Regions from separate parts of the Homo sapiens genome. Here region 1 is linked to region 2. A link is an interaction called in ENCODE POLR2A ChIA-PET data of the cell type or tissue named here. Cell type or tissue: GM12878. All regions are shown on one strand.

Region 1 (4,000 bases), 560 kb after region 2:
ATGCCCCACCGTGCCTGGCTAATTTTGTGTTTCTAGTAGAGATAGGGTGTCTCCATGTTGGTCAGGCTGGTCTCGAACTCCTGACCTCAGGTGATCCTCTCACCTTAGTCTCCCAAATTGCTGGGATTACAGGCATGAGCCACCGTGCCCGGCTGTTTTTTCTTTAGGAAACTATTGAGGAGGAGAAAATTAGAGGTGATAATTAGTTTCAGTATGAACTAGTCGTGTACACTATTTTATAGTTTTCATTATATTTAGTATTTCATGTTGATCTAATTGCTTGCTGCCCATCCCAGCCCTTCTGCCTCCTTCTCACTCATGTTTAAGAGCTTAGAATACGAAGCACTGGTCAGGAAGAATTCATCCATACAGTTGTGCTCTCTTATATTAAATATATTTAGTTTGCAAGACAAAAAACTTACTTTAGTTTATTCATTGATTTAAAGCTCCTAGTAATTTGAAACCCTTGAGTTATTTGACTCATTTTAATAAACTTTGTGAAAATAAAATATCTCTTACACATATTATTTTGTCTTTAAAATGCCTACAATTACACGATTAATTGTGCATGATATTTTTTACACTTTAACTGATTTTTGCTATCTAGTCTAAAGTAAAACACAATTGTAACTACCTGGTACTGGCAGTTTTCTTAAATTATAGCAAATTTATTATTAAATTATTAGTATGTGTGGTAATTTATTTATCTTATGAATGTAGAAGATGAAGGTATCAAGATGGATAAAAGTTATTCTAATTGCTGAGAATCTTTTTGCTCCATTGATTCAAGATCATTCCTGCTCCTATTAATTTTATTTGGAGTGGTATTTTTTTATGAGCATGAAGGAAGACAGAATTTAATGCATTATTTTCACATACTTATGTGTAGTCATTTGCAACTTAAATATGTTCCAAAATAATTGTCCTAGGAATACACAATGGATGTGTTCTTCAGGCAGACATGGATTGACAAAAGATTAAAATATGACGGCCCCATTGAAATTTTGAGATTGAACAATATGATGGTAACGAAAGTGTGGACCCCTGATACTTTCTTCAGGAATGGAAAGAAATCTGTCTCACATAATATGACAGCTCCAAATAAGCTTTTTAGAATTATGAGAAATGGTACTATTTTATACACAATGAGGTAATATTTTTTTTTACTTCTTCCCTTCCTTTTTTATTCTTTTCTTTCTTTCCTTTCCTTTCTTCCTTCCTTCCTTCCTTCCTCCCTCCCTTCCTCCCTCCCTTCCTCCCTCCCTTCCTCCCTCCCTTCCTCCTTCCCTTCCTTCCTTCCTTTTCTTCCCTCCCTTCTTCCTTCCTCCTTCCCTCCCTTCCTTCCTATTTTAGAATCTAAAGTCACAATTATTCTTTAAAAGGGTTGATTTTATTTAATTGCATTTTTCATCATAGACTCACCATAAGTGCGGAGTGTCCCATGAGATTGGTGGATTTTCCCATGGATGGTCATGCATGCCCTTTGAAATTCGGGAGTTGTAAGTTATAATAAAAATTTTGCTAGAATTTATGATTACCTCATGCAAGCTAATATTTACACATGTATTTTATTTTTCATAATCCAACATTTAAGTCATGGTCCATAACAAAAACTGTCCGGTTTTATTTCTGGAGATTTCATTAACTAATATTTTATAATAAAGAAATAAAAACAACCTCCTTTCCCCACAACAAACAAAAACCTATTTATACAGATAATCTAAGTAGTCTTAGTCACAATTGGCTGGTGATCAGTGGTGAAATTTAGGGACCTCTGAACTCTACATGTTGGTAGTGTTACACAGAAAGTACAAATTATATAGATAAATATATATATAATTGATATAATTATAACACATATCACTTCAGATAGATAGATAGATACATAGATAGATATATAGATATTCTATTGTAAGCAGTCCTTCATAGCTAACTTGGAAGAAGTCCATAAAAGGTTCAGAGCTTCCTGACACAGTATAGGTTAAAATGACAGAAGCAGCACTGTTAGCATAACAGTGACTGAAGCATGGCAAAAGCATGGTAGGGGTGTGGTCTGAGTTAATATAATGCCTTATACAGCACATTAAGGAGTTTGGATTCTATCTAAAAGCTATGGGAAGCCTTTGGAAGGTTTGACAAAACAGTGTAGCTTTCTTTGACATTTTACAGTTCCACTTCCGCTTTTTTTTTTTTTTTTTTTTTTTTGAGAATGGGTGGTAGAGAGGCTGGAGTGGAAGCAGCAGAGAAGAAATGGAGGCTGTTGTTTTAGTACAAGCAAAGATGGCAGTGGCTTAGACTAGGATGGTACTAGAGAGGAAAGTGTGAAATAGATATGTTTGGGAAATTTTGTAGAAATGAAGGCAACAGGATGAGATGAATGGATAGAAAACAATATGAGATTCCTTCCCTTAAGCTCCCTTCTCTGAGATGGCAGCAAAATGTGATTGCCTTTTCTAAGGTCTGCCTCACATTTTCAATTCAATCAGAATCTACTAAAAATAGATGCTGGCTTTTACTATTGCTTCAGATTCTTAGTCGCACTGATTGTGAAACTGTTGCCTGCTGTTATCATCGCTCATTGCTTAACTTAATGAGAATCGGCAGTCACTATTCTTTTTATAACCCCTAGTAATCACAATATTCAGTGGGCTAACTTGAAGCCAGAGAGTATTATGTTCTCTTACCAATAATTTAATGAGAGAAGATAAAGGCAGAAAAATACATAGACAGGGTGATCTCATTGGGGCCAGAATTAAAATCCATTTGTGCTGTAATCATTCAAATTTTACCCAAATTAGTTCTCATGTAGAGGAAGTCCTTTTCACTCCCCGCATCCCAACCTCTAGTTCTCAGAAAAAGCTCTCTTCAGAAGGACTTGAACATAGTTCGTGTTCAATCAGGGTTTGTATAAAATAAAGAAATTGCACATTGGAAGCTGATGTTTTTGGATTGGGAATTAAAAAGAGAGGCACACCATACTCAGCAGGTAAGGATTTTTAATTAATCTGGAAAGAGGAAGAAAACACAAAACACTATTTAAAACCCCCATGCTTACAATTCAGAGGAATTAGAAAAACCAGGAAAGAAAAAGGTTATTCTAGCAAGGTAGGGTAGCCAAAGGAAGGATACTTAATTTGCAATATCATAGACAAGAACATAGTATACAGAGGCTGTAACAGTTTACTGAAGTGTGAATATATTTCTGGAAATAAATGCTGACACATAATATAACTGAATGGTGCTAAAATGACAACACAAGCCTCATAGTTTGTTTCATAAGGTGCTCTTAGGTGTCAACTCCTTTTGAAGAATTAAATGATTCCATTGAGGACCTACTATGCTATAGCCATTTTAGGATGGTTTGGAGGGAGGTTGGCACACAATTCATTTTGGTTCTTTTGAACTTACTTGTGTGTGAGCCAAGCTGTCTGTTATGGGTAGACTGGTAAGCAAGCAGCTGTTCTCCATTTGCACAGAGTGCCAAATAATAGAAAATGGGCTTAAATTGCCACCGGGAGAGATTTGTTGAAGATGTAAGGGGAAATGTCCTGATTGTAAGAAATTAAAGGTAGTGGAATTGGTTGTGTAATTATATTCCCTGGACAGCTTTACAAACAACATAGCCAGTTGTCACTGTACAATGGTCCCCAAACACAGTGGATATTGCCCAGAGGCAGAGTTTGGAACAGGTGACCCCAGGGGAGCTCTCCTAACAGTAGGATTTGTTTGGTTTTGTTATTGTATTATTACAGGCAGCATTTCTAAATAGCAGAACTGTGTTAGGATGGTATTGGTCAAGCATTGGAAGTGAGTTAGAAGTACGGCTTTGGGAGTTCAATATATCTGCTTTTGAACTGTTTATCCTACTGGCATGGACACACATCCAAGTGTATTCATGCATATGTAGCATTTTAGATGCTTCAGTTTTAATATCTCCTCCTCCTTTATTTGGCATAAAAAATAAATACTGTTGAGTTGCAGGGGTATTTACTTAGTCTCT
Region 2 (4,000 bases):
CTGCTTGTTCCTTACATATATAAAAGTTGTTAATATAACCTTGCTATATGAAATTACAATTAAAATAAAATAAAAATTATTCAAATAAGGTTTCATACTACAAAGAAAGAGAAAGACAGATTTATCATTTCACTCCCATACATTGTAAAGCACTTTCTTCTAACAGATATATGTTTATATTCCTGCACATGCACAGGCCTGTGTACGAAGAGATGGTAAAAGCCAGATGCATCCTTGAGTTTAAGCTAATTCAGCTTTTTCGTTTTACAGATGAGGAAATGAAGTCTCAACATTCACATTTGCATATTAGCATTCCCAAGTAAGCACCAGCCAGTCCTCAGCAATGTGGCATTTTTTTTTTCTTATCCCTAGAGTCCTTATAGGAAAGAATTTAACACATGAAATCATCAATTCCAAAGTTCCTCAGAAAGTATTAAGATTTTTTCCCCTGAAATCCTTATTTTTCACCATTAAATCACTTTGAGGTACCACCATTAGACAAAGTTCAGCTTCTATATTAATTGCACTTACTGCAAATTCCAAAAATGTCCTGTATTTTACCTGTGTCTGATAATTGGCACTTACGGTATGGTACCTTCAGAGTTTTGTATGAGGCACTGGCTGTCACATACAGCTTCCATGAAACATCTATCTACTATGTGCCCAGCGCTCCAACCCAGATGCTAGAAATAGAAAAACAAACATGCAGTCTGGACTCCCGTGGTCTAAGAGGAGGTAATACAGGTAGAAACATGTAAGAGTAGTAAAAATATGATAGTATGATACGAATCTGATATTCAGCATACAGTGTAGTCACAAATAGGGAGGATGTCAGTTCTACCTTAGAGCATGAAGATCAAAGAAGGTGTCATATAGACAGGTAGCTTAAGCATCTCAATTTGTGCTTAATTTTTGAAAACAGGCCACAAAGCAGGAAAAGAATAAGGAGCCAGTTTAGTGTATTAAAATAATTCCACAGAAAATCACTGTATCTACCTAGGCTGATTCTCTTATTAAATGCTTCCCTGCCAATGGCTGAGGCCAGCTCTCAGGATGGACATGAATAGAGTAGACAAAAGCCCCTCCAATCACTAGTGAAGGCAGAATCTGAGGATTCCAGAAGGGAGGCCACTTTGGCAGTCAGGTCATGATAGTCAGAAAATAAAGCAGCAAATTTCAAAGCAAACGGATATCAGAGGAGCCATCACAAGTGGGAATCAAAGGGCAGGGAAACATGTTGCCCAGAAACCTAGGGAAAAGTGACAATTTGGATAGGCAGAAAGCTAATAGGGCCTTGGAACTAGGTAAGTGCTCTGAACAAGACTCAGTGCCCAGCACAGCAAATGATGCTCGAATGTGTCTATTAAGAAGAACCATATCCAAAGGGTGAAAAGAGAGGCTGACAAAAGTAGGCCATGGCTCCACTCCCAGAAATTTTGAACTACTTGTCAAGATGATACAGGAGCAAACAGTTCTGAGGTAGCAAGAGCCGGAGTCTCAGACACTAGACAAACTATCAGAATTGGGACACAGGATCAGAATTTCTGTGGCAACAGTGTTCTCATACAGTTTTTTAAAAATCTAACTACATGCACTGGGCCAGATTCTTTGCAGAGTGCTATATGCTCCAGACCACAGAGTGTAGACTAGAGTTCCTTCCTGTTCTCTCCACCGCATAAACCAAATACATCCTGCTAGGGGCAAGTCTGAGCTCATCAGGGAGTCAGCGTGCCCAGCTGTGGGAAGAGGACAGCTGAATAGGCTGCACCCTAAGACAGATCTGACCTCAGGTGAAAAAATGGCAGCCCCTGATTCTGACATTTACAAGAGGAAACTTTATTCACAGTCAGCAGCTAGAGGAAATGATCCTTGAAAAGGACTCATCCTAAGAGATGGCTTATGAGAATGTTTCTGATGAGAGAGGGGCAGCTGCCTAACTTCTTTTCATGAAGACCATCTAAAATTTCCATGGAAGGACTTTTCTAATACTAACCCCAATAACTTCAGGATAAATGTTTCTTTTTAACAAAATACACAAGGCCCTTCAGGCTCTGGCCTCTTCATGATCTGCCTTATTGCTCACCTACATTCCAGACATACTTAGCCACATAGAACAATACAAATACACTGTAGTCTTGGGCCTCTGTGCTCTTGCCTATGTTGCTCCCTCAGCCTGAAATGCCAGCCATTCTTTTCACTTTATTGTTTGCCTAGCATCTTCTCATTCTTGAAGATTTAATTCCAGCATTATCTCCTGATTAAGACTAAGCCTTTCCCTCTTTCCACTGCATGGTTCCCTCCCTGTCCCTACCCTATCAGATGTCTGTATCCAGTGCTACTTACAGATGCTATGGAATCCTGAACAGACCAATAACAAGAAATGAAATTGAATCATTAATAAAAGACCTACCAACAACAAAAAGCCCAGGGCCAGATGGATTTATAGTCAAATTTTCTCATCAGTGCAAAAAAAAATAGCTGATACCCATCTTACGGAAACTATTCCAACAAGTCAGAGGAGTCAGATTAGGGGCTCCCTAACTCATTCCATGAAGCCAGCATCACCATGATACCCAAATCTGGCAAGGACACAACAACAACAAAAAAGAAAGCTTCAGGCTAATATCCCTGATGAATACAGATGCAAAAATCTTCAATAAAATATTAGCAAACCAAAGCCAATAGCACATCAAAAAGATAATCCATCATGATCACATGGTTTTATTCCAGAGACAGAAGGATAGTTTAACATATACAAATCAATAAATGTGATTCACCACATAGACAGAATTAAAAACTAAAACTAGGCTGGGCGCAGTGGCTCATGCCTGTAATACCAGCACTTTGGGAGGCCAAGGCAGGCAGATCACCTGAGGCCAGGAGTTAGAGACCAGACTGGTCAACATGGCAAAACCTCATCTCTACTAAAAATACAAAAATTACCCAGGCATGGTGGCACGTGTCTATAATCCCAGCTACTCAGGAGGCTGAGGCACAACAGTTGCTTGAACCAGGAGGTGGAGGTTGCAGTGAACTGAGATCGCACCACTCTGCTCTAGCCTGGGAAATAGAGTGAGACTGTCTCGAAAAACAAACAAACAAACAAACAAACAAAAAGAACAACAACAGCAACAACAACAAAAACCCACATAATCATTTCAATAGATGTAGAAAAAACACTCGATAAAAACCAATATCCTTTCATGATAAAAATCCTCAACAAACTAGGTGTCAAAGGAACAAACCTCAAAATAACAAGAATCATGTATGACAAATTCACAGCCAATATCATAAAAAAAGGGGGAAAGTTGAAAGCATTCCCCCTAATAACCGTTGTTCCGGTTCGACAAGAGGCCTACTCTCACCACTTTTGTTCAACATAGTACTTGGAGTCCCAACCAGAGCAATCAGGCAAGAGGAAAAAAAATAAAAGGCATTCAAATTGGAAAATAGGAAGTCAAATTATCTTTGTTTACTGATGACATGTTCTTATACCTAGAAAACCCTAAAGAGTCCTCCAAAAGACTCCTATACTTGATAAGCAACTTTGGTAAAGTTTCAAAACACAAAATCAATGCACAAAATCAGTAGCATTTCTATATACCAATAACATTCTAACTGAGAACCAAATAAAGAACTCAATCTCATTTACAGTAGCCACACACACACAAAATAAAATACTTAGAAATACGTTTAACCAAGGAGGTGAAAGATCTCTACAAGGAGAAGTACAAAACACTGATTAAAGAAGCTGTAGATGACACAAATAAATGAAAAAAGATCCCATGCTCATGGATTGGAAGAATCAATATTGTTAAAAATGTCCACACTGCCCAAAGAAATCTACAGATTCAACGTAATTCCTATAAAATATCAACGTCATTTTTCACAGAATTAGAAAAAAGAATTCTAAAATCATAAGGAACCAAAAAAAAGTCACAATAGCCAAAACAATCCAGAACAACAACAAAAAAAGCTGGAGGTACCACATGACCTGACT

The links. ChIA-PET counts read pairs that join two places held together with the same protein. Peaks named below come from ENCODE experiments on the same cell type or tissue, not always from the same donor. Only the 100,000 strongest peaks of a DNase experiment are listed, where the experiment ranks them.
Region 1: POLR2A ChIA-PET joins it to region 2 with 10 read pairs; 3 of 35 experiments call an interaction of 5 or more read pairs at or near these places.

Annotation. Positions count from the first base shown.
Region 1 is chr4:46,974,560-46,978,559 of GRCh38, reverse strand. GABRA4 (gamma-aminobutyric acid type A receptor subunit alpha4) reads left to right here. Exons shown (of 9, transcript NM_000809.4): 4 at 930-1,150; 5 at 1,417-1,499. Among named protein-coding and RNA genes, the nearest start is that of GABRA4, 17 kb to the left of the region's middle. In GM12878, no CTCF peak of the experiment used is centred here; DNase peaks (open chromatin) are centred at 2,059 and 2,331; H3K27ac peaks cover 814 bases.
Region 2 is chr4:47,529,562-47,533,561 of GRCh38, reverse strand. All of the region lies in intron 5 of ATP10D (ATPase phospholipid transporting 10D (putative)), which reads right to left. Among named protein-coding and RNA genes, the nearest start is that of ATP10D, 46 kb to the right of the region's middle. In GM12878, no CTCF peak of the experiment used is centred here; a DNase peak (open chromatin) is centred at 1,681; H3K27ac peaks cover 1,421 bases.